Regions from separate parts of the Homo sapiens genome. Here all the other regions are linked to region 3. Evidence: chromatin loops called from intact Hi-C (ENCODE). Cell type or tissue: prostate gland. All regions are shown on one strand. Each heading gives the region's core, and the rest is flanking DNA. Links, peaks and the distances in the headings are about the cores only.

Region 1 (6,446 bases), core at 700-5,699, 280 kb before region 3:
GAGGGAGTAAGGACTCTACAAGAATATCTGATGAAAGAGCATTCCAGACAGAAAGAACAGCAGGTGCAAAGTCCCCAAGGCAGGACCATGCCTGGAGGATTCAAGGGGCAACAAGGGTGCCCATGTGGCTGGAACAGAGAGAGACAGAAGTATGAGATGGGGTCAGAGATGATGGCAGGCCATAATAAAAACTAGGCTTTTACAGTGAGTGAGATGGGAATCATTGGGGGATTTGGAGCAAAAAGTGACACAATTTTATATTTTAACAAAATAAATCTGGCCTCTGTGTTGAAAATAGAACTTTAGGGCAACACAGGTGAGGGCAGAAAGGCTAGTTAGGAGGCTGCCGGAATAATCCAGGGGGGAAATGGCATGAGTTTCCCAGGTGATAGCAGTGGAAGAAGTTAGTGGTATATTCTAAAGACACATCACCTATAGATGCATAGATATGGATGGATGGATGGATGGATGGACAGGTGGATGGATAATGGATGGATGGATGATGGATGGATGGATGAATGAGTGCTGGATGGAGAATGGATGACTAGGATACGATAGCATATTGTAATGTATAACACATAAGTGAACATATCAAAATTTGAGGGAGGGCCAATGAGATTCTGCAGTTAGTCTAGAAAAGGTAGAAATAGCATATTCCTTTCCTCAGGAAATTTACCATTCTAGAGTGACTCCCCCAACAATCCTGAAGGCAGATATTATCATGCCCAATTTATAGAGGAGGAAACTGAGATTCAGAGAAGTTTCCACCCTCCCCTCCCCGGCCCCCCGCCGCAATGTCAAACAACTAGTAAGTGGCAACACCAATATTCCAAAATTCTATCTCACTCCAAATCTTCGGGGCAAATACTGTAACCTGAGAAATGGGAAACATGTCCCTTCACCCCAAAGAAACATACAGGGCAAAAGAAAGAAACATTTACAGAGGAGAAGAACTAAAAAAGAATCAAAAGTCGGCAGTTTGTTTATAAGTACAGGAGATGGAAGTGGGGGCAAGCAGTTCATAAAAAGTGTCAGCTGAGAGAGACGAATAAAGATCTTTCCGTCTAAGATGACCTGACATGAGTAGAGACTGCATCCGTAGGCGTCACGCTCTTTCTCCAAGGCTGCAGTTATTTATCTGCTTGAGCTCTTGTTTTTTCCCTTGCTTTAAAGTGAAATGCGCAAACACTCCCACTTCAAAGGGAAAAATCCTCATAAATGTCATTTTACTGCCGGCCTAGAAGAATAGCATCAACAGATCCTGAAAGCAGGGTGGGTGCAGGGACCCCAGGCATGTCTGTGACTAAGAAGGAAAATGGTCACTGGTTGCTGCGATAGCAGAGAAGCCAGCCTTGAATGAACTCAGCTGAGTACATGCCTATAGCAGCTAAGATCATGGCTAAGACCATGACACTGCCTTAGTTCAAATCCAAAATATGTCTCTTTTTAGTCAGACAAGTCCCTCGACAAAACTGGGCCTTGGTTTCTTCGTCTGTAAAATGGAGTGATTTCAAAGTTATTTTTAGGGTTTTAAAAAGTTCAATGTGATATACCTAGCACAGTGCCTGGCAAGTAAGTCTTCAGCAGATGTTAGCTGTTGTCTTTGGGTATCTCTCGCATGGACAGATCTGGGTCTGATTGTTATGGTGCTTCTTGTGGCAGAAAGTGAGTGGCGTCTTCTCATATATGTGGGCATTCAAGATGTGAATTATCAGGTAAGATGCAGGTACCCAGGTAAGAAATAGGAACTTGGAAAGCAGGCTGTAGAAACTGGGCCAACACTACTGACTAGAGACCCAAGAGTTATTCCTCCTCCCTTCTCCCTGGCTACCATCCGCTGTAGAGGCTAGAAAGCGAAACACGGTCAGCCTCCCTTGCAGCTATGGGACTAGTCCTGTTCAGGAAACAGAAATGAAAGCCGGCAAGGGAGAATTTTGGAAACATTATATATAATTTGATAAAAAGAGACAGCCTTAACCTGGACCTTCCCATTTTCCCTTTTCTTCTTTCCCCTCTGGCAATGCAGGAAGTAACCATCTTGTGGCCATGAGGGAGAGCCCAAGAGAATCCCAGGAGCTCTCAAAAGAATACTATTGGCTTACTGAGCCAATGCCAACAATCTACTGCATACTCACAAGGACTTCTGATATGTGGGTGATTTAAGCCTCTGTCATTAGGTTTTCCATGATTTGCAGTCATTTGCATTTTTAGCTAACACAAACACAAGAGGGAAAAGTCCTTCCTTTCCTTAGGCCCAGTTCCCCCGAATCTCAACTTCAAGCAGCCTAGATGTCATCAGGAATACCTCCAGCTTGTTGGAAAACGTTGGCTTCTGCTTCATCAATAGCCAGGAAATAGGCAGAAAGACACCCTAAAGACACTTCAAGCCAAAGAGGAATGTAACTTAGCTAGTGGGACAAATCATCTATTTCTTCTCAATGTCCTCTCAGTTTATTTCCCTTGTGCCATCCCAGAGCCTTTAGGGAGATGCTATTTGACATCCTGTCCTGGTCTCAGATTTGCTACAGGGAATTAGAAGGAGGGCTGCAAGTCTGCCTAGGTTAGATCATTGAATGGAGAATGAGGACTGGCCAAGGGAAATTGGTATCTTGGGGGAAAGAAAATCAGAGCTTTAAGATTTCCTCCCTTCTTTCACACTGTGGAGTCAAGACTGATTTTGTTCAGGGCCCAGGAAGTTCCTAACAGCTACAGCAGAGTTTTCCAAACAGTTTCCTTCTTCAAGTTCTCAGCTTAAAAAGGAAGTTCACAGATAATTGACACCTCAACCCTATTTACATTGCTTGTTCAATCGAGTTCATTCTCCCCAAAAACTAAAGCACATGTCTACATCAGATGAGTTTCTTAATGCTTATCCTACAGATAAAATACATTCTGCCATTACAGTCCTTAATCATTTATTCATGCATGTGTGGGCTGATTGATTGATGAACTGATTGATTCTTTAACATTTGTTGAGCACCTACTGTAGGCCAAATTCTGCATGGAATGGAATTTTAAGTATGACAAGTGGCACATGCCAGCCTTTGTATGGAAACAACATCCTGGGTTTCATCCACTTCCTATGATAAACCTTCTTCAAAACTCATCTAGGGAAACTTCCTCCCAATCTATACATTCCATAATTTACCACCTGGTTGATATTTTTATTGGTTTTGCTCCAAGAGAGCCTAGTTGCAGTTGTTCAAACAGTTTTGCTTAGTCAGCCTGCAAATGAATTTTTAAAAATATCTTGGCAAGTGTACAACTTGCATTGGAGAATTCTGCATGACTTTATTGTGCTTTTACAGAGGGTAGGAGTATATAGAATGGAATATATCACAAAACCTTTGTAGTAGTTTTGGAAGATGGGGGACAAATTGCTTTGCTCAGGACATATAACCACACTACCACCTGGTGGTAATGTTGTACCTGAAACCCTTGAATAAAGGTGGCCCTGAGCCCAAATTTTTGGTGAAATTTATGAATTGGAGAGAGATTTTTCATGTATGAAATTAAAAGGGCCAAGCATCCATGTAAAACCATATCTCAGAAATCTGATGAAAATTCAGATCAATACTTCCCAATTATCATCTTTAACTGCCATATTTATGGTGAATCATAACTGTTCTCAGAAGCAAAGTGCTTTTCATGTGCCTGACTTGAGATAACATTACTATTGCTTCCATTTCACAGCTGAGAAAACGGAGGCTCAAAGAGGCCATGGAACTGCCCAGGGTGTAGAGTTAGCAAAATAGGGAAGCCAGGACTCAAACCCACATTTTCTGATGCTGAAAAACACACTATGCATTTAGGAAGGGTATCATTATACTTTTGGGTGCTGTTTAAATTGAAAATCAATGCATGAATCAATGACATAACAGAGCACATTGGCATCAAGGCAAGTAAATAGAATAAAGAAAACAATAGGTAGTGTGTCTGTATCTGTGTTGACTGATTATACATAGGACAAATAGCCTTGTCTTAGGTTAGGCCAGATGCCCTAGAAGCAGAGCCTGGGACAAGGATTAGGTGCCAGTGATTTATTGAGTGCCCTTAAGAGAAACCTATATTGGTATGGAAGAAACAAGATAGAAAAGTGGAAGAAGTCAGGCAATGATGTGGTTTCAGGTAAAATCTAGCCTCATCCTGATCTGACCAGGAGCCCTGGGGTGTTAATGGCACTGCACACCTTGAGATGAGGAGACTTGACTTTTGTACCCCAGCATATGCCAGTCACTGACTATGGGCTGCCATGGAAGGGAATGTAAAACTCTCAGTTTCCTGCAGGCAAAGTGGCTCCAGTCACTCCAAAGCAATTCTCTGAAGAAGGGTTGGAGGTATGAGCAGTTAGCAGCACCCTACACAACAGCTGGGTGATGCAGACTCAGTTGCCAAAGAGGATCCCAGGGGATCAGGTAAGGCACCAACAGCATCCCTACAGATCCCCAAATCTGCAAAAGGGAGACACAACGAGATGACTGTCAGTGTAGCCTAATTTCTCCAGGAAACAGCCTATCCACACCACCAGGAAGAAAGGCCTCTGCCCTGTTTCTAAGCACTGTTCAATTCACACAATCTTTCCTAATAGGGTCAGAGAGAATATGATATTTCAGTTGGGAATGGAATTGAAAAAAATTATTCAGGTGGGTTCATAAGTAAGGGTGGGACAGGAATACAAATTGGAAATAATCACACGTCCAATTCTAGAAAAACGACTAGGTAAATTATAACACAGCCACATGGCAGAATATCATGCCTTCATTAACACTGAAGGTCATACTAAGAATTGGTGATTGTCACCTTTCATCTGGCTTATTTCCATCTGAACTCCTGGCTTCTATCTATGTCTCCTACAGCCTATGTATTAGTCAGGGTTCTCCAGAAGGACATAACTAATAGGATCTATGTATATATGAGACAGAGTTTATTAGGGAGAATTAACCCACACCATCACAAGGCGAAGTCCCATGATAGACTCTCTGTAAACTGGGGAAGAAATAAGCCAGTAGTAGCTCAGTCTGAGTCCAAAAGCCTCAAAAATAGAAAAGCCAACAGTGCAGACTTCAGTCTGTGGCCCAAGGCCCAAGAGCCCCCTGGCAAATCACTGATATAAATCCAAGAGTCCAAAGGCTGAAGAACCTGGAGTCTGATGTCCAAGGGCAGGAAGAGCGGAAGGAAGCATCCAGCTTGGGAGAAAGATGAAAGCCAGAACACTTAGCAAGCAAGGTCATCCCACCTTCTTTTGCCTGCTTTGTTCCAGCTGTACTCACAGCCGATTGGATGGTGCTCACCCACACTGAGGATGGGTATTCCTCGCCAACTCCACTGACTCGAATGTCAATTTCCTCTGGCAGCACCCTTACAGACACACCCAGAAACAATACTTTTACCAGCTATCTAGGCATCCTTCAATCCAATCAAGTTGACACCTAATATTAATCATCACAGCCTATGATAAACACAACAGCTAGAGATCAGTTTTAAAATCACAGATCAATTCACATGATGCTTATGCTTTCAAAACTTTCTGACAGCTTCTCATCGTACTTTTAATGAAAGTCACAGTCCTCACCCTAGCTCACAGGGTCGTACAAGCCCTCAGAAATCTGCTCCCTGCTATCTTTCTCACACCAACTCCTACCACTCTCCCCATCCCCGGCCACTCCCTTCTAGCCACTGTGGCCTCCATGAGGTGCCTCAAATGCACCCGCACACACTCACCCCGGGGCCTTTGCACAGTGGTTCCCTCTGCCTGGATGTTCTTTTTGCTGACTCCCTCACCTCCTTCAGTTCTAGGCCCAGGTGCCAGTTTCTCATTAAGGCCTTCTCCAGCTACCCTGTTTACAATTTAAACACATACACACACACACACACACACACACACACACACACACACACACAGGAACTCTTTCCTCCTTTCCTGCTTTATTTTTCTTCATCACATCTAGTATTACCATCTCACACCTATATATTTTTTGCATTTGTTTTGTGTACTATTTCTCTGAACTAGAAAGTAAGATCTGAGAAGGCAGGTATTTGGGTTCATGCCATTCACTTCTGTGTCCCCAGCATCTAGGACGATTACACAGTGGGTGCTCCAAAAGTATATGCTGATTGAGTGAATGAAGAAATAAATGACTAATGGAGACACTGCACTTGCTTAATAGAAAAATACACTTGTTATGAAAGCAGAATGCACAAATATATACACTCAGAATGAGTTTACTTACACAAAATAAATATACGTCTTGCAGAAGAAAGAGACTGGAAGGAAATTCAGCATCATGTGGACAGTGGTTAAATTTAGTGGCAGTAGTATTAATAATTATTATATTCTTCTCAGTACTTTTCTGCAGGGACCAATTTTCTACTGTGGCCACGTGTAAAATATTTTAGCTGAGGGGAAATGCTTGGTTTGGTCTTGTTTTTTAAAAAATGAAAGTTGA
Region 2 (6,446 bases), core at 549-5,548, 1.3 Mb before region 3:
TTTATGGGAATTCCTTCATCTCTGGGGATAAATGGTAGCTTACGCTAAGCCCCTGATATACATGCTGATTAACTTAGATTGAAATTTGTGATGGGAAAATTCAAACAGAGGCATTTCCTCCAATCCACCCCCCTCTCCATTGAACTTTGACCACAACCGCAAACACCACCAAGAAACAGCTTTCCATAATAAAATAATATTAAATAATTCACTGGCAATTATAGATAACTTCCAGAATTTAACCAAATCCCATCAATCCCGTGTATCATGTACCATTAGAATACCCATTTTTATGGATGAGAAAACTGAGGCTCAGAGAGGGAAGTGATTTGACCCAGGTCAAAGAGCTAGGAAGTAGAAGAGGCAGAATTTGAACCAAGTTCTGTTTGATTCAGAAGCTGGTCCTCTTTATAACTGCAAAACTGATTTCTTACAGATAGGGAAGAAGAGAACAAATCAGTTGGAAGAAACAGAATGAGCAAAGTCAAGAAGACGTAAAAGCAAGGTGCATCTGACTTTACAATTCAATAGAATAAAAAACACAACAATGACGAAAATGGTGTAAAATCTGTTCATTATAAAGTGACTACCTTCACCCAGAAGAAGTCCCTCCAGTAAGGGTTCACAGGGGGGATAATGTTTGAGTCTTGAAGACCATGTCAAATGCCAATCATCTAGAAGGACGTTATTATTAATATTACTATGTTGGTGGCCATAACTATTAGCATTATTTGTGTATGTGCTGATATGGTTTGGCTCTGTGTCCCCACCCAAATCTCATCTCCAATTGTAATCCCCACAGTGAGGTGGGGATTACGGAGGGACGTGTAATCCTCAGGTGTGGAGGGAGGGAAGCGATTGGATCATGGGGGTGGTTTCCCCGATGCTGTTCTCGTGATAGTGAGTTCTCACGAGAGCTGATGGTTTTAAAGTCTGGCACTTCCTCCTTCTCACACTCACTCTCTCCTGCCACCTTGTGAAGAAGGTGCTTGCTTCCCCTTCGCCTTCCACCACGATTGTAAGATTCCTGAGGCCTCCCCAGCCAGGTGGAACTGTGAGTCTATTAAACCTCTTTCCTTCATAAATTACCCAGTCTTGGGTATTTCTTTATAGCAGTGCGAAAGTGGACTAATATATGTGCATTGGTGAGAGTCAATAGTTGTATGTGACAGAATCCCAACTCAAACTAGCTTTAAGAGAAAAATGAGATTCACTGATTTACGTATGTGGAAAGGAAAACGTGGTTACATAGATTCTAACAATATTGGCTGGTCTCAACTCAGCCCTCTTTAACTCTCTTCTGCCTTGCCTCTCAATGCATTGGTCTCATTCTAAAGCTATTTAGCTGGGTTTTCCTGGCTACAGCATAGCTCCAGGCAGCTTCAGGTGAGTGACATCAATCACCTCAGCACCCCAAAGCTAAAAAGAAAAGCCTTTTGCCTCCAGCATTGAGGGACATAATGCCTAGAAATGATCCTATTGGTTAGGTTGGGGTTTTATGGTTCTCCCTGAGCTAATCACTGAGGCCAGGACATGGGAATCTGTGATTGGCCAACTCTGGGTCACATGGCCCACCATCACCCATAACAGCCAACCAGTAAAATTGCTTCTCTCATAAAGCTGATGTGACCATTAAATGAGTTAATATTTGTGAATGCTCAGAAAAGTGCTTGGCAAATATTAAATATTAAACCTTCAACAAATGTTAGTCATCAGTTTACCTCTTTTCATTCCCTCAAGACATCCAAGCTCCTCTCCTTGACTGCTGAGACCAGAGCTCATGTACCCCTTTTATTAACAAAACAGCCACTTTCAGGCACCATCATATTTGATGCCTCATAAGAATACTGTGAATATGGCTGGGCACAGTGGCTTATGCCTGTAACCCCAGCACTTTAGGAGGTCAAGGTGGGTGGATCACTTGAGGCCAGGAGTTCGAGACCAGCCTGGCCATCCTGGTGAAACTGCGCGTGGTGGTATGTGCCTGTATTCCTAGCTACTTGGAAGGCTGAGGTGGGAGGGTTGCTTGAACCTGGGAGGCAGAGGTAGCAGTGAACCAAGATCATGCCACTGCACTCCAGCCTGGGCGAGAGAATGAGACTCTGTCTCAAAAAAAAAAAATGCTGTGAATAGTTGTATATTTTCGTTCTCATTTTAGAAAAGAGAAAATTGTGAGGCTCAGCATCTGCCTTAGTCCAAGAGCAGTGGCTGCATGTCAATAAGTAGCTTTAGAAAGAATGCCTTTGACAGACGGGAAACAGAGTCCCAGAGAGCAAAGGGACCTCTTCACATTGTGTCAGTAACAGAGCCTGGTTTCAACTCGACTCTCCCAAACTCTCTCCGCCTCTCTTCTAAGTGCACTGGCCTCATTCTCGTGCTATTTCTCAGTCCTGGCCTCATGTTATTCCCTTGATATGAAGCTTTAGTTCACTGGCTGCCTCTTCAATGCCAGCGCCTGGGCTGAGCCCTTTTCTTGCATTACTTATCGCATCCCTGTTTTCACATGGCCCTCTGAGAGGTCAAGTGACTTCCTCAAGGTCATACAGCAAGAAAGTGGCAGAGGCAGGATTAAGATTAGGACTATCAGACCCTGGAATCCATACTTGAGATCTCTGTACCAAACTGTCTTTGGCTCAGATTAAGTTTACTGAAGGATTTCCGGGATGTTGCTTTGTGCCAGATCAGGAAGACGTATGGGGCAGTAGAAAGGGTGTACACTTAAGGACCAGCGAGAATTGGAATGGAACTCTAGCTTTGCAACTAGTAAGCCGCTTGACCTTGGAGGGGTTAACTTCTCTGAGCCCTGGTTTCTTCTCTCTGACATGGGGATAACTCTTGCGTTGCAAGGCTTGGATTGATAGTGTATGTAACGCTCGGTGAAGAGTCTCAGTAAATATTTAGATAATGACCATTCCATTGCTAGTCTTATTGTTACCTAAAGAGTGTGAGTTTAACTACAACTGGCCGCTGCCAAGGGACTAACCATCTAAGCAATGAAAGAGCATTGTCACCAGGGGGCAGCAGAGCTCCAGCAGAATCTGCAGGGCCTCACTACGCCCACCTCAATTCTGGTCATGACCTTTGGGGGACCTCAAAAGTCTAATCAGCCTGGCTTTTGTGTGGTTTGATCATAGAAGGAAATTGCAGGCGCCTCTTACTTTAAGCAAAGCCAATCGTTTAAGAGCCCCAGACTTCTGGAATTAGATAAAGCTGGCTGCATGACTTTGAATAAGTCATTAACCTTTCTAAGCCTTTGTCTCCTCATCTTTAAAATATGTATAATGTCAGTAACCACACCGTGGTGACGTTATAAAAATTAAATGAGAACATGTAAAGTAAAGCACTGTGGGCAAACAGTAAGGATCAAAACACAATAAATAGTCATTTAAAATGAAGGCCAGGCACATTGGCTCAGGCCTGTAATCCCAGCACTGTGGTAGGCCAAGGCGGGAGGATCACTTGAGGTCAGGAGTTGGAGACCAGCCTGGCTAACATGATGAAACTTCATCTCAACTGAAAATACAAATATTAGCTGGGCATGGTGATGCATGCCTGTAATCCCAGCTACTCGGGAGGCTGAGGCAGGAGAATCACTTGAACCTGGGAGGTAGAGGTTGCAGGGAGCTGAGATCATGCCACTGCACTCCAGCCTGGGTGACAGAACAAGACTCTGTCCAAAAAAAAAACAAAAAAAAAAACCGATTAAGCACACAATGAAGTTTTTCACTAAAAATTTTTAAACTTTTTTTAAAAAGTACTTGATTATACCAAAAAACTTATTGGGACATGCAAGCAGAGATCTGTGTGGAAGGATGTTCACTGCAGTGTTGTTTATAATAGCAGAAAAATTGGAAAAATAGAAAGTTCAACAATAGGGCAAAACCAACCAAACAGAACTGGTTAAATAAGTTTAAGGGTTCTTGTATTAACAAATGCTGAGCAACCTTGACCTAATGTGAATAAACTTTGACATGAAGAGACAACAACAATATATTCTTGAATAAAAACCAAGTGTGCAAGCCAGCAAGTGTAGTACAACCCCATGTATGCAAAATTGCCTCATTCTACCATAAAGACACATGCATGTGCATGTTCACTGCAGCACTGTTCACAATAGCAAAGACACGGAATCAACCTAAATGCCCATCAATGACAGGCTGGATAAAAAAATATATGGTACCTATGCACCGTGGAATATTATGCAGTCATAAAAAAACGAGATCATGTCTTTTGTGGGAACATGGATAGAGCTGGAGGCCATCATCCTTAGCAAACTAGCACAGGAATATAAAACCAAATACTGCATGTTCTTATGCATAAGTGGAAGCTAAATGATAACATATGAACACAGAGAGGAACAGCAGACACTGGTGCCTACTTGAGGGGGGAGGGTCAGAGGAGGGAGAGGAGCAGAAAAGACAACTATTGGGTACTGAGCTTAATACCTGGGTGATGTAATAATATGTACAACAAACCCCTGTGACATGTGTTTATCTATGTAACAAACCTTTACATATAACCCCAGACCTAAAATAAAAATTAAAAGAAAAAAAACAAAATTGCGTCTGTGTGTATGTCTGTGTGTGTGCACCACATGTGCGTGTACATTCTCAGAGTTATGTGGGAGATCCATCCGATATAAACAGTGGTTACCTTTGGGCAGTGGGATTTGGAGGTAACTTTTAGCTTTATATTTTAAAAGAAAAATAAAAAGAGAGAAGTTGCAAGTATAGTACAATGAAGTCCTATACTCCCTTCAGTCAGATTCAGCATTGCCAACATTGTGCCACATTCGCTTTATCTATACCTACACCTATACCTATATCTCTCTATATACCTACACCTATACCTATCTCTCTATATACCTACACCTATACCTATCTCTCTATATACCTACAGCTATGCCCATGTCTACCTATCTGTATCTACCAATATGCCTATGCCAATACATATATCTACCTATATACCTATGCCTGTACCTATATCTACCTACATACCTACTCTTGTACCTATATTTACCTACATACATGTGCCAGTCCCTATATCTACCTACATACCTATGCCTGTACCTATATCTAACTACATACCTAGATCTATATCTATCTATATATGTATGCCTATAGCTCTATCTACCTACATACCTATGCCTATACCTATATCTACCTGTATACCTACACCTATACTTATATCTACCTATATACCTATAGCTATATCTATCTATATACCTACAACTATATCTATATCTATCTATATACCTACAACTATATCTATATCTACCTGTATACCTATGCCTATACCTATATCTACCTACATACCTATGCCTATATTTACCTGTATACCTACACCTATACTTATATATACCTATATACCTATAGCTATATCTATCTATATACCTACAACTGTATCTATATCTATGTGTATACCTATACCTATACGTATAACTACCTATGTACCTACACCTATACCTATATCTATCTATATACCTGTACCTATGTCTATATACCTATGCCCATACCCATATCTATTTATATACCTACGCATATACTTGTATCTACCTATCTACCTACACCTATATCTACATACATGTTATGATTGTTATTTTTGTGGAACCATTTTGAAAGCAAGTTGAAAACATCAAGAAGTTCTATCCCTTAGTTCTTCAGCGTGCATCTTCTAAGAGCAAGAACATTCTCCTCTTACATAATCACAGCACAGTTATTTTATTTCTATTATCTAACATGCATACAAATTTCACCAGTTATATATAAATGTGTGTGTGTGTGTGTACACATACAGCATCATCTTCACAACTTGAAAGCACCATACAAGTATTCCATTTGAGGAAAAGAACAAAATACAATTCAGATACTCGATGAGGTCTTTATTGTTGAAACAAATGTGAGCCAAAAGGCCACCATCAGGCTCTGCCCTGAACACTGCCCAGAAGAGCGGCTTCTCTCCCCTTCTTATGCTACCTGGGGTGGGGCAAATGGATCTCAGCTGGGAAGATTCTTCCTGGTTGACTCACTAGAGAAGCCCAAATGTCACTCCCACCCCCTCCAAACTCAGATAGGCATCAAAGAGAGGACCGCCTCATTCCTGCTTCCATCTCTGCAACCACTTGCCTCTGCAGGTCAAAGAAAAAGCCCTCGGGCAACTCGAGATTATGGACTAGAAATATTTCTCTTCCTCCTTTTTAAATTTATAATGTACCTTTGTGGGGAGATTGAGATAGGCTGTAGAAGAAAACTCCCAGTGTCTCCAATTCTTACCCAGGAGACCAAGAGTAAAGGTACTGTGACCACTATGGAGGTTGGTGTCTCATTATGTAGTAAAGTTCAATATATGCAGATTCTAGGACCCAGCACCTCCACTCCCAGATTTATTCCCTAGAGAAACTCAGGTGCATGTGTTCCAAAAGACGGAGATGGAGCCAAGACCGTTGC
Region 3 (6,446 bases), core at 798-5,797:
ACTTTGGGAGGCCAAGGTGGGAGGATCACTTGAGGTCAGGAGTTCGAGACTAGCCTGGCCAACATGGTGAAACCCCATCTCTACTAAAAATACAAAAATTAGCTGGGCATGGCGGCAGGCACCTGTAATCCCAGCTACTTGGGAGGCTGAAGCAAGAGAATCGCTTGAACCCGGGAGGTGGAGGTTGCAGTGAGCGGAGATCGTGCCACTGCATTCCATGCAGCCTGGGTGACAGAGCGAGACTCCATCTCAAAAAATAAAATAAAATAAAAATAAACCCTAGAGGGTAACATCACTAGGTACCTCCAGTTCCTTGGAGGTTTTACTCCAAGATCAATGAGAAGAACATTAGGAAATTCACCCTGAGTGTCTGCCCTTCCTTCTGTCTTTAAATAGGGAAAGAGCAGGTTGGGAATGGTCCTAACGGTTAGGAAGTGTTCAGCTGCAGACAGACACCTCACCATGAGTGCCTTCAGCCATGGGGTTGGATTTTCCTGAATAATAAGTCTGAAGTGGGCCATCCAAGGCTTTCTGCACCTCAAGAATGCCAGAGCTCGGGATTGACGTTACTGCCATTCTGGTGGCTTCAACTCAGACTCAGCTCCAGCCACGACTGTCAGCCTCTTAAATGCAGTGGGGAGAGGAGAGAAAGGACATTTCCCAGAATTTCTCAGAGCAGCTGGCATTGACTCCCATTGGCCAGAACTGGGTCATATGGGTTCCCACAGCCAGCGAATGGGTAAAAATTCTTTGCCAAGGCCAATGTCAAAAAGGGTATTTCCTGGGTTTTCTTCCAGGATTTTTATAGTTTGAGGTCTTACATTTAAATATTTCATCCACCTTGCGTTGGTTTATATGGTGAAATGTAGGGGTCCAGTTTTGCTCTTCTGCACATGGCAGCCAGCAATCCCAGCGCCATTTGTTGAATAGAGACTCCTTTCCCCAACAATGGGATTTTACAAGCAAGCAGAGTGGGGTGGCCGGGGGTGCCCACAACAATCTTCTTCCCTGGGATGCACTTATGGGGAAGGGGGAATATTAGAGACACCGAGGATCCCCATCCTCAACTTCCCCAGGAGCTGAAGGTCATCAAGGCCTCAGGTGGTACCTAGCAGATGCCGACTGTGTGCCTAGCCTCATGCCTGACACAGAGACGTACAGGAGACATGGGCTGGTTCCTAAAACAATGGAGTCAGGTGATAGAAACAGGACACACACGTGCACACACACACGCACACAACTATATAAAGAGTGGGATCCTCAGTCGCTGCAGGCTGGCCTGATATAGTGGGTCCCAATGCCCTGGGCCTTGAAGAGTGGGAGGGTAGGGGGAGAAAGGAGAGGCAAGGGCATTCCAGGAAAGGGGCCCAGCCTGAGCAAAGGCAGACAGGAGCGTGTGATCTCAACCAAGAGCCTCTTTCCATATTGAAAAAACTTCTGTTAAATGGCAAGGTCTACACTGAATGCCAAGTATGCAGAGAGAAGAATCTCAGTCCTTTTCCTCAATGAGCTCATGGTCTTTCAGGCATCCATTCACTTCTACCCCCTGCCCACCCCATGCAAAACAATCGATGAATATCATTTGCTATAACCCAAGCACGGTGCTAAGCACTTCGCAGACATAATCTCAGTTGATCAGCACAATAAACCTACCAGTAGGAACCATTAAGACCCTCAGTTTACAGAGGAGGAAAAAAATGGGCACAAAGAGGTTAAATAGCTAGAGAGGCAGGAAGAGGGTAAGAGGGCATCAGTGGGGTAAAAGAATACTGTGTTCCCTGTAAATGTATATAATTACGATTTGTCCATCAAAAATAATATTAATACAAAGCAAACAAAAATACTATGTGCCAATCTTAGTTCAGCCACAAACATCCTGTGTGAACCTGGGCAAGTCCTCTCCCACCCTGGGCCTCAGCTTACCCACCTGTAAAAGGGATGCAAAGTCTCAGAGCTGCAAGGCTCTGAGGTATGAGGGTCTGCAGATGCTGCCGTGCATTAGAAATACCTGAGGACCTGCTAAAAGTCTTGATGTCCTGGTCCGATCACAGGCCAATTAAATCAGAATGTCGATGGGTGGAAGGCAAGCACAGCTTTGCTTTGTTTTGTTTGAGACAATGTCTTACTCTGTGGCCCGGGCTGGAGTGCAGCAGCGCAATCACGGTTCACTGCAGCCTCGACCTCCTGGATTCAAGTGATCCTCCCACCTCAGAGTAGCTGGGACTACAGGTGCTGCCACCACACCCAGCCATTTTTTTTTAATGGTCTCCAGGTGATTCCAAAAGTGAAACAAAGTTTGGGAACCACTGGTCTGAGGATTCCCACTTTCTGGCCTCTTGTGATACCACGGGGATAGCCTGAGACAGGATGAGGGTATTGAGCCAAAAAATAAATTAAATTAAATATCCAGAATAGGCAAATCCATGGAGAGAGGAAGCAGATGAGCAGTTGCCAGGGACTGGGAGGAGAGGAGAATGGGGTACAGGGTTTCCTTTTGGGGGAAATGAAAATGTTGGGAAACTAGATAGTGGTGATAGTTGCACAACACTGAATGTGCTGAACTGTATGCTTTAAGAAGGTGAAAATGGGGCCGGGCACGGTGGCTCACACCTGTAATCCCAGCACTTTGGGAGGCCAAGGCAGGCGGATCACTTGAGGTCAGGAGTTCGAGACCAACCTGGCCAACATGGCAAAACCTCATCTCTACCAAAAAATACAAAAATTAGCCAGGCATGGTGGTGGGCACCTGTAGTCTCAGCTACTCTGGAAGCTGAGGCAGGAGAATCAGTTGAACCCGGGAGGCAGAGGCTGCAGTGAGCTGAGATCCACCACTGCTGTCCAGCCTGGGCAACAGAGCAAGACCCTGTCTCAGACAAACGAGATGGTGAAAATCGGAATCTCTATGCTATGTGTCTTTTACCACAACATTTTAAAAAACAAAGCAAGCAGGGAGGGAGGGAGGGATGGAAAAGAAAAATAGAAATTACAGTAAAAATAGGGCATGACTTACAGGAGGTCAGAACTTTAAGGTCAAACAGGGGGACACCCAGGATAAGAGCTTAGCCTCTGGAGGCCGACCCAGGTTCAAATCCCCACTCTACAACTTGCTAACTGGGTGTTGTGTGATCGTGAGCAAGTGACCTCCCCTCTCTGATCCTCTATTGGTGCGTCTGTAAAACGGAGGTAAGCAAAGCACCGACCTCAGCGAGTGGCCGCGAGGCTGGAATAGCAAACGCCGGGCATACACGGCGTGATGAGTGAAGGCCGCTGTGACTCTGGGCCCGCGGGAAATCATCTCGGGAGTTTTGTGGGGACCAAGCACAAGGGAGGAGAGGCGCCCCAGCGCGAGGCTGTCCCCACCCCAACCCCGCGGCCCGGGGGCCCCGACTCAGCGCGGTCCTGGCCTCACCTGGTGCTGCTGACCGCCCACGCCCGCCGCCCGCCTTTCATCTCCCCTGCCCGTGGCTCCGGGCACTGCTTTCCCAATTGCCCGGACCACGCCAGCGCCCGGGCTCTCGGCTTCGCGCGGGGCTGGGCGGGCGGAGCGCGGCAGCCTCCAGGTAGGGCCGCCGCCAGGTGAAGCCGCGCCGCTTCGCCTCTTCCCGGTCTGTGGCGACACCTGCTGGCCGTCCGTGGAAGGACACACCCTCCGCTCCCACCACCTGCTTCCATTCAGCCCATTCATCACTCAGCCCCTCACTATGCGCCCTGCAGGTATCGCGCCAGGTGTCCGGGACTTTCAGGCAGAGAAATTAAGCAAAGAAAAAAATGCAGGTTGCATCATTTCTTTTTCAGACACAGAATAATTTTAGTTGGGGAGATCCCAGCCAACTTAAAAGAAGCTAAGAAACTCTCCATGGGATGGGAGTGGAACTAATCCAAGCATCAGAAACAGCCTGTGCAAAGGCCTGGAGATAGGAAGGAGCCCCGCTCTTTGGAGGAAGTGAAATTGACCAGGAAACTTGAGCAGAGTGGGATATGGTATGAAGTTTGCAGAGACCAGGTGAGACCTTCCTTCCACGCTGTCACTGTTACGTTGGAACAGGCCTGGAACGAAAGGGATCTGCCCTATTTTATAGACTGTGGTGGTGATCTAGAGGGATTCTCTCCAGACACATCTGCTGTGGGTTTCTGAGAATCATTTATTCATTCAACAAACTTTTCCTGAGCAGCTTTTATGTGCCAAGGGCTGTGCTAAGTATAAAATGCACAATGGCAATGAGACATATTCCTTGAGGTGCTCCTAATCTTGTGAGAATATCTAACCAGACCAGGAAGACTGGAGAAGTCTTCCTTTCTCAGGAGCTCTTTCAATCCTCCACATCCCAGCCCCCCAAGACAAACACAAAGGAATGAATCCATAATGGTGGACATTTGAGATAAGTGGAGGGTAGTAGAGGAGATATTTGAGCTTTTGAAAGCATGCTAGAGGAATGAATCCCTATCCCCACTGAGCTCCAGTTTTGTACAGGGAAAAAATTAAGTCACAGAGGGATTGAGTCAGGAAACCAAGCTAGACCGCTACAGAGATGTCAGGATCTTCAGGGCAAGTTAAGCTCAGAGGACTTGTCTTGGTAATAGGGGTTCACCCAAGTTCTAGGACAGAACTTTTGCAAGAGGATTCTCAAAACACACCCACCCAAGGCAGGCTGATGGAGCTCACATGACCCACCACCATCTTCTACATCATCTGCCTCAGCTGGAACTTGCCCGGAACCAGCTCCCAAGTCACTGATTGATGAAACCAAAGAAGGTTTACTAAGCACAGACCCTGTTCCAGTATTGCAGTCTCGGGCTGGAATACGCTTACAAAGATAAAGGCCACCCGTGAACAGCAAAGGGCAGGTTGATGTTTAAACAAATTATTTCAACCTGCTGTGATAAAATGAGGAAATGGAGGTGATTTGCAATTTTTAGGAGACACAGTAAGCTGTAGGATTCATCCTGAGCAGCTTTATGCATTAATCTGTGTTCGCACTGCTATAAAGAAATACCCAAGACTGGGTAATTTATAAAGGAAAGAGGTTTAATAGACTCACAGTTCCACCTGGCTGGGGAGGCCTCAGGAAACTTACAATCATGGTGGAAGGCGAAGGGGAAGCAGGCACCCTCTTCACAAGGCAGCAGAAGAACGTGAGTGCAAGAAGGAGGACGTGCCAGACTTTAAAACTATCAGCTCTCGTGAGAACTCACTCACTATCACGAGAACACCATGGGGGAACCACCCCCATGATCCAATCACTTCCCTCCCTCAACACGTGGGAATTACAGGTCCTTTCCTGTGTTTTAACTTCCCTCCAGGTGATTCTGATGCCCTCTGAAGATTGAGAACCTCTGATCAAGGAAGAAAAGTCCAGAGGAGCCTATAAATGTGTTTTTAACAAGCTACCCAGGCGATTTTGTATGACCCATGTGTCTGGAAACAGTACTTTAGTTGAAGCCACTGATTTTTCTTTTCACCTTTTACATTGCCTATTACATTGCCTATTTCTTCTTTATCTCAGAATGAATGTCTCATCTTCATTCTATAAGAATGTGGTTTTTTCTCATGAAGAGTCATGTTCCACACCAAAAAGCCAAGAGAACAGATGGTATCAACTAGAGAAATAGCAACCTAGGGCTCTCCTGATTTTAGCATTGAACGTCCCATGTCCCAGAAGAACCTTAACTTCTGAGCAAACTGGGACAGTTGATCACCCTACATGGATATTTATACATGGGCATTTACTGTGACCCAAAGAACAATCAACATAAAATGCTGAGAGTCTTGGATTATACATTCCACAACATTTTCATGCCAGTCCTAATTCTAATCCACATCTTGAAATCTTCACCATCGTTATCTTTATGACTTACTATTTCTGATCCACTTTAATTAACAAAGCTTACAGACAAAATGCTACACATTTCATTCTTCTGGCCATTTGACTTATGAATATCATTAAAACTTGACTGTGTAAATTGAAAATGAGCATTCTGTGATTTAGCAATTCCACTCTTAAGTTTCTAGGAGAAACTTCTAGAGAAGTTAGGTAGAAGAGACTTCTACCTTGCTACATTGATTGCAGTCCTCTTGGAATATAGAAGCAACACAAATGATCAACAGGAGAATGGATGACTATATTGTGTTGTTTTGAAACAGGAGAATGCTACATGGAACTGTAAAGTAAATGAACCAAAGCCACATATATCTACACGGATACCTCAGAAACATAGTCTTGTGTGCAGAAATCAAGTTGCAGGAAGCTATATCTACCTTATTCACATGAAGTATAAATGACTGCAACTGGTGTATAAATCTTACAGATGCAGAATATGTAATAAAAATACAAAAATAGGGCCAGGCATGGTGGCTCATGCCCGTAATACCAGCACTTTGGGAGGCCGAGGCGGGCGGATCACGAGGTCAGGAGATCGAGACCATCCTGGCTAACACGGTGAAACCC
Region 4 (6,446 bases), core at 501-5,500, 1.3 Mb before region 3:
CACTTGAGGTCAGGAGTTCGAGACCAGCCTGGCCAACATGGTGAGACCCCCATCTCTACTGAAAATACAAAAATAAGCCAGGTGTGGTGGTGCATGCCTGTAATCCCAGTTACTCAGGAGGCTGAGACAGAATCACTTGTACCCAGGAGGTGGAGGTTGCAGTGAGACGAGATCATGCCACTGTACTCCAACCTGGATGACAGAGCAAGATTCAGTCTCAGAAAATAAATAAATAAATAAATAAATAAATGTCAGTTGAATTAAATAGATGGAGATTGGTGAAATTGGAAATTGGCATAGGAGATGAAGAAATTTTCTAGAACGCTCAAGAGGGAAAAAATGCTAAGTAAGGCTGGACATGGTGGCTCACGCTTGTAATCCCAGGACTTTAGGAGGCTGAGGCGGGTGGATTGCTTGAGCTGAGGAGTTTAAGACAAGCCTGGGCAATATGGCAAAACCCTGTCTCTACCAGAAATACAAAAAAAAAAAAAAATAGCCAAGCAAGGTGGCACAAGCCTATAGTCCCAGCTACTTGGGAGGCTGAGGTAGGAGAATTGCTTGAGCCCAGGGGGTAGAAGTTGCAGTGAGCTGAGATTGTATGCCTCTGCACTCCAGCCTGGGTGACAGAGCCAGACCCTGCCTAAAAAAAAAAAAAAAAAAAAAAAAAAAAAAAAAAAAAAAAAAAAAAAAAACCTCTGTCTTTGTTGGAATTTCCAAAACGGGAAGGAAGTAGGAACTATTGACAGAGCAGGTGCTTTGCAAGGATATTTGTCCCTTGCTCTTTACAGCACATCTGCCTGTAAGGATGTGGGTATCATTATTCCACTTTTATTTTATGAGGAATTAAGACCCAGAAAAGTTAAGCCACCTGGCCAAAGGACACTCAAAAAGTAGGTGGCAAAGCCAGGACTCCAGTCCCATTTTTCTGCCTCCAAATTCTAGTTATTTGCCTTGCCACCATTCTCTCTATCTCTTAGTTTCCAGGAAATGGCCATGGGGTTTGCTTCACTGGAATGCAATTCCATGAGAACAGAGACCATGTCCCAGTGATGATTAATTGCTGAATAAATGAATGATAACGTAAATGAGTATGTGACTCAGCCTTCCAGAAGTATTGGAAAAGCCCCATGCACTTTCCTATGGCACCAGCAGATGGCGGCAAAAGAGCAGCTTAGCAAAGGCAGAGGCAAACACTTGGCGTTTCTTTCATTTATGTATCCTCTCTTCCTTGATCTTTGCAAAACAGGTAGCTTGCATTTCCCCCATCCTCCACCTTCACTACTCCCCTCCCCCCATTCTGGGAGGAACCAAGAGGTAGTGCTCACAGACTGCAGTCCCCTCTTTCTGTTTTGACCTCTTTGCCCCACCTCAGAGACAAGGTTATTTCAAGAAATGGAAGAAGAAATAACACCAGAAGAACTTTAATGGCAATGAAAACCAGTGCAGAAATGACCTTTTTATTGACAAATAGAGAAAAGGTATCATGTCCCCAGCTGCTGATGAGGCAGACACAGACTGTCCCCCAACATTGGCCTCATCATCCATACTTTTGTGATTTGCCTTGAAGGGAAGTATGGGGTAGAATAGAGGTGGGCAGGGGGAATTTCTTGTTGCGAGGAACTGAAACGGAAGTGTTGGGGATGGGATGGTGGCAGTGGAGAGGAGAGGGTAGCCTTGGTTTACATCATTTTGTTTGAAATCAGTCTTGATTTCCTTGACGCCAGGAGGAAATCCATCCCTAAGTGGCCAAGCACCACCCAGAGGCATTTATTTAGTCAGGGCCTAAGAGTGACAAGGGACTTCCCTGTGATCCTATTTTAACAGAGGGGAGGAAAGAGGAATAACTATCTTTTCCCTTGAACATTCTGCAGTGTCTAGACTATTCCTTTATGTCTGTGAATTTTCATGTGTGGTTGGTATGTTTACCTGAAGAAAAAGTGAAAGAGACACAAGAAGGGCACAATGATAGAGAGAAAATACATCCACTGCAACCACTACAACCTCTGCCTTCCAAATTAGTGGGATCCCTGGGCACATTTAAACTTGACCCACACACATGTTTTGGGTAGATGCCTACTTTGTTCTAGGCTTTGCTGAGCAATGAAGAGAAAGGGAATTACCTGCATTGAAAGAGGTCCAAGCCTCCCCCTTGTTCATTTTTGCCCCAAGGAAAAGATTCAGGTGATTCTCAGGCCCCAAACTACCCCCTTCCAAACTATTCACTCTGATGTTCCAAAATTCAAACCCCTCTCCAAGCAATCACAAGAATAAGGGTAAAACATTAAAAAAAAAAAAAAAAAAAAAAGCCCCCATTCCACCAGGTATGAAAAGAACTAAGCCTTTCTGAAGACCCAAACATGGGTGAAACCTGTCCATAGCACATGTCATCCTGACGTATGTGGAGGTGGAAGGTGTAGGGGTGCAGGGGCCAGGGAACCCCCAACCTGGACCCCAATAATCTCTCCATGAAGGGGACTCCCTTGTAGCTCGTTTTACCCTTGATCTTGAGGTGGGAGGCACCTACTAAAAAGCAATGTTGTTTTATGAAAAGTGGTTTCCTTTTATTACCTGTGATAGCCCAGTGGGGGTGGCCCTAGCAACAGGAAATTAACACAGAATTCATTGGAGGGCGATAATGATTGTTCATAACCATTGGGTTGATAAGTTAATATCATTAATTACTCAACAAATTATACAATGCCCGAGGCCTTGGGGTCTGGAGACTATTTAAGATAAGCAAGGAAATAGCGTCCTTCCCTGAGAGACACAGAGAGAAATCTTCTAAAGTTAAATTCTACTTAGCCAAGACTAGAATCGTTAGGGACCACCTGAAATGTTCCCCAATCCTCTCATTTCGTATTGTTCCCAGAGAGTGATGGGGGGGGTCTTAATTTATTTGGGCTCACACACTTCTGAGAATCGGAGATAAATTGTAGGATCCCGTCGAGAAATGTGCACCTCTGCACAATAACAAACTTGCGTATGATTTCAGGAGATTCACGGGAAGTCCTGAGCCCTCTCTTCCTGTTAGAAGTCCTAGCCCTGGGACTAATCCCCAATTAGCTCAAGGGTGCCGGCTCTGGAGGAGTGGGTGCCCTGGGGGCGGGGTGGGCGGGGGGGAAGCCGGGTGTCGGTTGGGGTGGTGGGTGCGCCATTTGGCAGATACATATTCAGCGCTGGTGCTTCTAACAGGCTCCCACTGCGGCTGTATGCCTGGGTTGGGAGGGTTGGAGGTTGAGGGTGACTAAGGTAACGACCGGAGACAGCTGGCGCTTCTGCGCGAGTGAAGGGCGCCCGGTCCCGGCATAAAAAAAAAAAAAGTTTTGTCAACGATGCCCGCGTTCGGGACTGGGGTGGACAATGCGCAAAAGCGTTAGGAAAAAAGTTCGCGCCCGACTGTGGGTTCTGTGCCTGCGGTGTTCTTGACGCTTTGGGGACATTTGGGAGGCAAAGGGTGCACCTTCCTGGGCCCGCCGCGCGGGCGCGAAGAGGACCTAGGCGAGAGTTGGCTGTGCGGGCCTGGGGAAGCGAGTCTGTCCTCCGGGTGCAATTCCCCAACCCGAAACCAGAGCCCGGGTCATTAGCGGGAAACCGAAGTGGCGCGGGGATCGCATTTCAAAAGCTCAAAGAGACAGGCTGACTGGGAGCGCTGGAATTGGGGCGGGGGGGTGGGGGGGCGATGGTGGGGGTCGGGGATGGTGAGGGGAAGAGCCGGACCGCCCGGACAGTAGCCGTACAGATTCCAACTGGTTGGGTCCCACCCCCACAAAACCCTCCTCTCTTTTGCGCCCCCCGCCCCCCGATTCCAGAGGCTGCGCCTGAGTCTCATTCACTGCTTTGGGGAGACCCGGGACCCAAAGGCCGTCAGAATTCACCCCAGCCGCGGGACAGAAGCGCCTTACGTTTTGGGGGCAGGCGCTATTCCCTACTCAAGCCAGTTATTTCCACCCCTACCCAGTGTGCAGCCAGACCCAAGCTCTGGCTCTCTAGGGCCGTGGGGCCTGCAGTTGTCCAGGCTGCGGGAACCTGGGCCGCACTGCCGGGTAACCAGGCAGCGCTTTTCCTTCGCGGGGCTGCACCCTCAGCACCCCTTCGCCGGCTTCTCTGTAGAATCCTTCTTTCCACCAGCTGAACCCCTGGGCTTCTAGCTGGGGCCAAAACGTTGGAAGTGAGAGGGCGGAAAAAACTAAAATGTCATAGGTTCCTGGAAGCTGGGCAGGGTTGAACCCAGAAAGAGCGAAGATCTCTCTGCCTGCGGCGTCTCCACCTGCAGTCCCCGGACTGCGCTCGGCCTTGGCGCCTGGGTAGACAGAACATAGCAAATGCTAGGGACGCGGGGGAGGATCTGAGGCCAGCAGAGAAAGCCTCAGACACCCAAAGCCCCAGTCTTGGTTCCAGACCCCGCGGGAGAGGGAAACCCCGGCGTCAGCTTGGTGGTCGCCCTGCGGGCCCCGGCGTACGCCAGCGCTGTTGGAATTTCCTCTCCCCCGCGGTTTCCCTCGCGGTTCAGATCGGGACCAGAACGCGATCAGCTTCAGTGCCCCGCCGCAGGCATTTTTAAATAGAGTATTGCGTCCCCCATTCAGCCTCTCTCTTCCTCTACCGGGGAACAAAGGCCCCAAAACCGCGGTCTTAGCTGGGACGGGTGTCCCAGGACACACAAGAGGGTTGGCCGGGGAGGGGGATGCTGAAATAAAAGCTGTCCTTTTACATAGCACGACAGATGCACAAAGAAATTTGAACGTTCTCGTATTAAAAAAAAAAAAAAAAAAAAAAAAAAAAAAAAAAGCCTGCGGCACACTCCAAAATCCGGAACATCCCCTCAGATTTCTGTAAATCCGGGACATATGCGCCGCAGGTACGTACACCTTCAGCTGAATTAGGAAAGGGAATTACAGTGGATCCTGGAGCCCACTTCGGTTTGAATCCTGGCTCCATAATTTCCCCCAGAGGATCTTGGGTAAGTGATTTAATGGTCTATGCCTCAGTTTCCTCTCTTGTAAAACAGAGATAAAGATCATATATCGTTTATGGGGTTAACTGTGAAGGCTAACGGGGGTCACTTTTATGGGGTGCTTCACCGAGTGCCTGGCTTGTGCACGTGTCCCTTGTATGCCAAGTATTTATATTATTCTTGTTTCGTGTACTTTGAACTCCGACATCTGCAACATATACTTCTTGATTATACGCATCTTGATTATAAAACAACCAAATGCATCTACATCCGGAACTGTCTTGCGCATGAACTTCTAAACCCAAATTGGAAGAGACAGCTACAGATGGAGCACGCACAGCTACACGCAAACATACACATATCCTTCTAACACCTGCAGCTCCTGGCCCCAGAATGCAGACACCCAAGAGCTACCCTTAGATAGGAGTCTATACTGGGCTACCTACAGAAGAACCCAGGTCGCCGCTGGCGGCCTCGCAGCTGCACCCCGACAGCCACTTTCTTGGCTGGTTGCCGTGAGGTCACATTGGAAACCAGCGAGGCAGAAAGCGCGCTGTCGTGAAGCGTTGCAAGCCTCTCGTAGCGGCCTGAAGGCGGCTGTCTGTCTGCTGGCTTAGGGGAAAGGTCAGAATCTGGGTTTTCCTTCTTGGATGGAAATTTTTTTAAGGGCCTACACGTCAGGAACTGTCCCCACAAAGAAAGAGTGGGTCCCAGAACAGCGCAGATCTAGAGAGAGGCCCTAATCGCGCGAGCGCGCACACACACACGCCCTCTTGCACACACCCGGCTCCTTCAGGTTGCCGGGACCTCGGGAGGAGGGAGCCGCAAGGTCGTGACCCCTGCCTCTGCCCGAGCGCGCCCTTCGGCCCCTGCAATTAGCGCCGGGAGGTCAGCAGGAACCCGGACGCCTTCACCCGCGGCTCAAAGCACAGCAAAAGGCGACCCCATCCCCTCCCCTCCGCGGGTCTCAGACTCCAGGGCGCAGCCAGGACTGGAGCCGACCTTCCCGACAGGCAGGGGTTGGAGGCCTCTGACCGGCACCCGCATTTGTCACCTTAAATCTACAAGTCACGAAGGTGCTGGGCCCTGCAGGCTGCGGTAGCTGACCCTCGTAGGGACTGCTGCTCCCGCGAGTCATGGCCTTTGTCCTTGTAGACGCGGCCAGGTTAAAAAACAAAAACTTCCAAAGTTGTGGAGTAAAAAAGAGAGCATCCTGGTACTGGCAAGTTGTCCCCAGGGCAGAATTTGAGGTGTGTATGTTGGGGAAGGAGGTATCCTTTCTCTATCGACCCATCGCGAATTCAGGTTATCCCCCGCCAGGCGGGGTCCAGAACAAGGGTCTAGAGATTTCTACAAGCAGCAAGGAACTTGTCCAGAGAATTACGAGCCAGGGTTCCCGCACTGAATTTTCTAACATTCTTTGGAAACCCAGAGGAGGGCAGGGCTGTTTTTCTCATCTGAGGCACAAACGGGAGTGAAAGTGATATCCAGG
Region 5 (6,446 bases), core at 427-5,426, 160 kb before region 3:
ATTGCTAAAGGGAGCTGAAAGAAAGAGTGCTGCATGTGGGTAAAGGTGGTTTAAAATGGTTTATTTATGAATGGTTTAGGCTTTCCTGATAGTAAGAATGTTAACTAGTTCGTTAGGCACTCTCTGTAAATATAAACCTTTTTCAAAAAATTTATTTCCTCCTTTTTTTTTCCTTCAGACAAAATGCATTCAATCATTAAACCTCAGCGGAGAAAAATGATCTTAAGCCTCCTGCCCCTGGGCAGATCTGACACACTCAAACGTTAATATTCTCAGATAGCTTGGAAATGCCATTTGGTGCTTTCTATAACTACACTGCTCTTCCCCAATCCCCCGCTGCCCTCTGCAACTTCTACCAGAGAAAACAAATTACCTTCATCTTGAAAGGGGGGGAGGTAGGTAGAAAACAAGAGAATGAATTGTTTTTATAAATATTTTAGAGATATGAAAGAAATCCAGGCACTGAATACGTTATGCAGATCTCAAATTAGGGGAGGTACGAACTGATTGAAATCATTAAGTATTTCACTTTTCAGATGAAAGGCTCTCGTTTTGCATTGCCATGTAGAGTTCTGATGTAATTCAAAGTGTCATTTTTGGAGGGGTTTTGGTGATTAAGACTTTTTCATTTCTCTCATTAAAGGGCCGATTTTCCTGATGTGGGTTGTAACTTCGTTCCAATCTGAAATTTCACCCACCCCTTCTCCCCGCCCAAAAAAAGGTCTATATTTACGACTGATTTTTGAAAGAATAACACATCCAGTTGTATACATATTTTTTAACTGTTTTTGATTGTATTGAATTACGAAATGCAGAAACCACTTTGCCGTCATTCTCAAAAGTCCATTTTAAATCACGAGATACGTCAAGGTATAATTACTCATATTTAAAACATTCTGTAATTATAAGAAGAAAGAATAGAAAAATGGCTTTAATAAAAGGCTATTGGAAGCAATTGACTCTCAGCAAATGTTGGTCTTTTATAAAGTTCATAATTTCCCAGTAAATTATTTTTAGTTACTAAACATCTTAAACATGAAGGATCTTAAAAGAATTCCTCATCTGCCACCACACATACATGCACAGAAAAAAATTATAAAGTTTTCTAAAAGTGCGTTTTTAAAAGACCTCAGAAACGGAAATATTTCTCAGGAAATGTCGAACACAAATGTCTATATAATATCTACATGAAATAATAAATCAAAATCAGTTTTTTTCATCTGACAAAACACAATAAACGGGTTTAGAATATTGTTTGAAGCATTTTTTTTAGCTTTCCAAAAGACCAATAATAGATGATGCCCTATTGGGAAAGATAACATGTGTTTTCTTGTAGCTTGGTGGGAAAAATATTTTTTGCTCTTTGTAAAGGAAATCAGATATATATTTGGGGGAAAAGAATATAATGTTTCACTGTGATACGGTCCAACAAAAACCCAGGAAATTCAAGGTTCAACTGATGCTTGGCTAAAAATTCACACCATTGTGCCCCTTTACTGATGGCAGATTTCGAAGCCCAGAATGTATGGGTGAACCTCAAGTTTCCTAACTTCAGCCTCTTATGTCTAAACATCAAATTGTTATTTAACTATTAGCCGGTGTTAGACTGCCTGCCATTTTTTTTCTTTTGTTTTCCCTTGGATATTTTATATCTTTGCTGATCTTTCCAGCACATCACCTGAAACGTATATACTGCATTTTAATCCCAATGGCTGATGCTATCTCTGGATAAGCTGAATTTCTTTTTCAATGGGAAGGGTATTGGACGAGAGAGAAGAATCACAGAATAGCAGGGTGTTTGAGCTGAGAGAAACTGGGGATACAGAGAAAGTAAGAGAAAACACAGATGGAATGAAAAGCTGGAGAACTGGGATAGAAGGGGACCCAGAATTGTCAATGGATTTCTTTTGGTCTATGCCTAGAAATACATTAACTGTTAGGGAGTCTTCCCTTCAGGAAAGTCTCAGTTCCAGAATCAAATTATAGGACCCAACACATTGTCAAATATTTAAACCTCTAGTGCCATACCATTTGTAGATTTCGAGATCATTACTTTACTACTAGATTGTTAATTACAATGAAGTAATGGCAGACTGGGCTTGTAGATTTTATGGATGCCGCTTCTGTGTGAGTGATTGTTAATACTAAAAGCTTAAACTTTAACTGCATTTTAAGCATCTGGGACTGGAGCGAAAGCGGGAGCTGTGAGTAAATGCTTTCAGCAGGTATGTAGTTAGTTATTAAAATGGGCTTTGAAGCTCTCTTTTGGTGTATTTCTGCATATTTTAAGGGTCCAGGCCAAAAAGAAAAAAAACACTTTTTTTTTAATGCACTTAATTTGGATTTCATTGAATTTTCTTCACGCACTGATGTTAGGATATTTTGACAAATGTAATTCCCCAACCCCTCTGTATGAAAGAAAAGAAACTCTTTTTTGAAGAGATTTAGAAAGGGGAAGAAAAATCCTTTTTAAAAGGCTTAAGGGTAAGGAGGGGTAAAGCGAATAAGTGGTAGGGGAGGCTTTTATTTTCTAAAGCTCAAATTCCAAAGAAGAAGGACAGTCCACGTAAGAACTGAAACTAATTTACCTGAACCCTTTGTCACTGCCTGGCTCTTGACTATTAAATGATTCTTTTCAGTAGCCAATAAAACCAAATCAAAAGCATGTTTTGGATGGAGGGGTGGTGCCAGGCAATTCCCCCCACATGAAAAGCCAAACTATGCTGTGTTTGTTTTGGTTTTCCCCTAAGAGGATTTTCAGAGAAGGGGCTGGGGTTTGGGCCACCCTCCTTGGCCCCACTCCTATGAGGGAATATAGGGGACTGTTTCGTTCTCGTCCACGAAGCTAAACTGCCCATCGGTATTACCCAAAAAGGAAAGAGAAAGTGCCTGCCCTGCAGTCAGGTCTACAAACCCTGATGTTTTGTCTTTGTTTCCCTCTCAAAGGCTGTTTTAAGATCCCTGCCAATGCAAAGACTTGGGGAACTGTTTGTCACTTTTCAGAAAACAGCTCAGACTTTCTGGGCCTTAATATCCCTACCTTTAAACAGCACCGATATTCACTGCCTTCTGTCTTCGAAGATGCTAGAGATGTTGTTTTCAAAGATTTGGGAATCCTTAAAAGCAAAGAGCTACATAAAAATACAGAGATTAAAAAAAATGGCAGCCCACTTCTTTCCATTCCTGATGCCCAGTTTGGTTTGAATACGTAAGAATTCTGTAACAGTGCCTAATAACGATTACTAATAACAAAAGTATCTAACACAGAGTGGGCCTTCAATATTGAATATTTAACCTTAGTAGAGGTATTAGCCTTTCAAACTCTTCCCATCTTTAAACTGGAAGGGAATTTTTGCCCTATTTTATCAAGTAGTGGAAGACATGAAGATAAGACAGTTCGATAATTACAGTCCCCGGAATTTCCATGCTTGAACAAGGATTTGAGGTACCTTATTTCAAGTCTCTTTTCCAGACAATGAAATGCACCCAATTGAAAAATGGATGAACTAAAGCTTTTCTCTGCTCTCCCGTCCAAATTAGATTGGTTACTCAATTTGACTGAGTGCTTAGAAATTAGTCAATAAGGCAACTAATTAATAATTTGACTGGGGGGAAAAAGTCAATTTCTCAGCCGCACACAGGCACAAGTCTGAGGGCTTCCTGAGGCACCTCGCCACATGCCTCCAGCAATACCTTGCCGCATTGAAAATCTGCAGGCTGAGTTAAAAAGGGAATCCTGGGTTCAGTTCACTTTATATTAGGCCTTTACTTCTAGTGGAATAGCATAGTAGAGGAATATGATGTGCAGAGAAAAAAGCAGTGAGAGATAGTTAATACAAAATAGAATAATATATTGTATATATTGTATGTAATATATATTTATAAACTACATTGCAAAAAAATAATAATATGGTCTTATAATCATGATGTAGCAAGTATTTATTATGTGCCAGGTATTATGCTAAGTAAGCACTCTGAATACATTATCTTATTTAATCCTGTGATCACACAATGAGGTAGGTACTATGATCCCCATTTTACAGGTAAGGAAACCGAGGCCCAGAGAGCTGAACCACTTACCAACCAAGAAAAAACAGCCAGATTTTGAAACCAGATTCACGGATCCCAAATCCTGTTTTCCAATTCTTCTCTACAAACACGGGGAAAATTAACCAAGGGACTCATTGCCAATTTTCCGCCTGCGCAGAGGAAAACTGGCATCCTGGACTAACCCTAATTTGGTATGTGGCCAGGGACAAGGCATAGTGAGCCTCAGGTTCCCATGGACAAAACCAGGAAGGTCCTCTAGCAGTGGCTTCATAAAATAGCCTTATCATTTAATGCATCTGGTTCTACCAAGAAACATGTTTTTTAAGAAAATATCACATTAATTAAGAAAATATCTGGTTGTATTCAGAAGATGGCAAAACTTGAAAAGACACTAGGATTTTTTTTAATGTAGAGTGAACCTTAAGTGAACATTTAGACAGCCTTCGTGATTTAGTTGTTAAGAACAAAAACCAGCCTAGGTTTGATTCAAGCTCTATAACTTCCTGGGAAAGTGGGGCTTCACCTCACTGAGCCTCACTTTCCTCATCTGTAAGACTGGAATAATAGTATTAACACATACATACATACCTCATAGAATTGTTGTGGGGATTAAGTGAGAAGATGCTTATATTGCGAACAGCAAAGTGCCTAGCACACAGCAAATGCTTAGTAAGTGGTACCTAGAATATGGATGATGGTAATGGAGTTGATGATGAGGATGATGGTGATGTTGATGGTGATGATGGCATGATAATGTTGGTGAAAATGGTGATGATGGGAATGATGACGATTATATATGATGATTGGGGTGATAATGGTGATAGTGGTGTTCTTAGCAAAAGGGTTGATGGTAATGGTGTTAATTTACTCAGTTTACAGATGAGACAATTGAAGCCCCAAAGTCACATGCTAATAACCAGCTGAGTGGAGACTAGAAATCTATTTCCTGGTGCTGGCCCATTGCCTTTTCCATTGCCCCATGCTAAAAATAAGTGGAGTAGGATTTAGCTGAAGGAAGCTGGGAACTGCAGGTCAGAGCTGAGAACCAGCAGCTTCAGCCTTTTCTCCTCCACCCCCAGCTCATTTTACAATGCCAGAGAAATCACTTTGTCCTCACCAGACCTCATACCCTGCCTTTTATGGACGATGCCACCATCTGATGTTTAACTGAGAGGTAAGGGGAGAAGGTGAGTTGAGGAAAGCTACTTTTTAACCAATAAGTAGCTCCCAGTGATTTGAGTGCAGCTGATCTCACACTGCATTTTGAGAAATTCTCCCTGGGGGAATTGATTTACTTTCTGGTTTCAGCCCAAGAGATAAAAATAATCCATTGAATTTGTCAATTTCATTTTCCAGATGGGGCTAAGTGGTCCCTCAAGGGGCTTGTGATGAACCATGTGAGAAACCAGAGTTGAAGGAAAAGAACAGAATGAGAAAGAGGAAAAAAAAAACATAGATGCTACATGCCAAGCAGTAGCAGCAGAATTGACATTTTAGGTCAGCACAGATTCCCAAAGAGCACTGAATTTTCCTAATAATGAGAGAAATTGGTTTTAGGATTCAAAGGAACCACACCATCAGGGGACAGTTGCCCCAGGAGTCCAAGGCTAACAAATAGGAAGAACAGGCAATACATTTTCCCTGAGTTATCCATGGCAGACATTGCTAACAGATAGTGGCATTCTCCACCAAGCCCAAAGCAGCCTCCCAGTGTCTCTGAATCCTAGAGCTCCAAGCAGCCATGAGCAATCAATCAGAGTAGACACAGAGATGAAAACTATTTTCTACTTGGCATGTGAGTGCAAGACCAGTAAGCGATTCATAAGGTCTTGAACCAAACAAACAAACAAAAAAAAAAAAACAATAATAGACTAGATCGGGGAGGGGTTATCATGTCAGGTAAAAAAACACATAGGAGCTCCAAGGATTTAGGCTTCCTAGGCTGGTCACATCCCAAATATCGTAGGTGATAACTCATTCATTTATTATTTACTTATCCATTCACTTGCTCGTTCATTCATTCACTCATTCACTCTCTCACTCATTCACTTTCTCATTCCCTTGGTCATCATTTTTAAATTCGACAAATATTTGCAAATCGACAAATCCTGGATGCTGGAAGTGTAAAAATGAATTAGACAGACCCAACTTCTATCTACGTGGAGCTTATAGCCTAAGAATATTTTTTCTTAAAAAAAAAAACTAAATTTAACAATTACACAAATAATTGTTTTCAGTTGTGATCATTGCAAGGAAACGTAGAAGTACTAGATACTTTGAGAGCATAGATCAGGGATTTGGCTTAGTTCAGCAGGGAAAGATGGAGGTAGAAATCAGGGCAAACTTCCCAGAGAAAGGAACATTTGAGCTGAACACTGAAGGATGAGGAGTTCACG

Evidence for each region. Peaks named below come from ENCODE experiments on the same cell type or tissue, not always from the same donor. Only the 100,000 strongest peaks of a DNase experiment are listed, where the experiment ranks them.
Region 1: it touches region 3 in a loop (4-fold over the local background); 6 of 110 quality-filtered maps call a loop at or near these places.
Region 2: a loop joins it to region 3, with 5 times the contacts of the local background. A loop is called at or near these places in 15 of 110 quality-filtered maps.
Region 4: it touches region 3 in a loop (11-fold over the local background); 99 of 110 quality-filtered maps call a loop at or near these places.
Region 5: a loop joins it to region 3, with 4 times the contacts of the local background. A loop is called at or near these places in 43 of 110 quality-filtered maps.

Annotation. Positions count from the first base shown.
Region 1 is chr12:115,629,153-115,635,598 of GRCh38, forward strand. All of the region lies in intron 1 of LOC105370003 (a long non-coding RNA gene), which reads right to left. All of the region lies in intron 2 of LOC105370002 (a long non-coding RNA gene), which reads right to left. Among named protein-coding and RNA genes, the nearest start is that of LINC02463, 250 kb to the right of the region's middle. In prostate gland, for the core only: a CTCF peak has its summit at 3,416 (motif pointing left); a DNase peak (open chromatin) is centred at 3,429.
Region 2 is chr12:114,622,368-114,628,813 of GRCh38, forward strand. LOC124903026 (a long non-coding RNA gene) reads left to right here. Exons shown (of 2, transcript XR_007063470.1): 2 at 437-557. Among named protein-coding and RNA genes, the nearest start is that of TBX3-AS1, 57 kb to the right of the region's middle. In prostate gland, for the core only: a CTCF peak has its summit at 3,020 (motif pointing right); DNase peaks (open chromatin) are centred at 2,994 and 3,434; H3K27ac peaks cover 1,224 bases.
Region 3 is chr12:115,913,750-115,920,195 of GRCh38, forward strand. No RefSeq gene overlaps it. Among named protein-coding and RNA genes, the nearest start is that of LINC02463, 31 kb to the left of the region's middle. In prostate gland, for the core only: a CTCF peak has its summit at 3,617 (motif pointing left); DNase peaks (open chromatin) are centred at 3,322 and 3,612; H3K4me3 peaks cover 572 bases; H3K27ac peaks cover 625 bases.
Region 4 is chr12:114,661,630-114,668,075 of GRCh38, forward strand. No RefSeq gene overlaps it. Among named protein-coding and RNA genes, the nearest start is that of TBX3-AS1, 17 kb to the right of the region's middle. In prostate gland, for the core only: CTCF peaks have their summits at 1,147 (motif pointing right) and 3,438; DNase peaks (open chromatin) are centred at 1,162, 1,745, 2,535 and 3,412; H3K4me3 peaks cover 2,938 bases; H3K27ac peaks cover 4,797 bases.
Region 5 is chr12:115,756,212-115,762,657 of GRCh38, forward strand. The region is part of intron 1 of LOC105370003 (a long non-coding RNA gene); the gene reads right to left. Among named protein-coding and RNA genes, the nearest start is that of LINC02463, 130 kb to the right of the region's middle. In prostate gland, for the core only: no CTCF peak of the experiment used is centred there; DNase peaks (open chromatin) are centred at 2,136, 2,860 and 4,220; H3K4me3 peaks cover 3,070 bases; H3K27ac peaks cover 5,000 bases.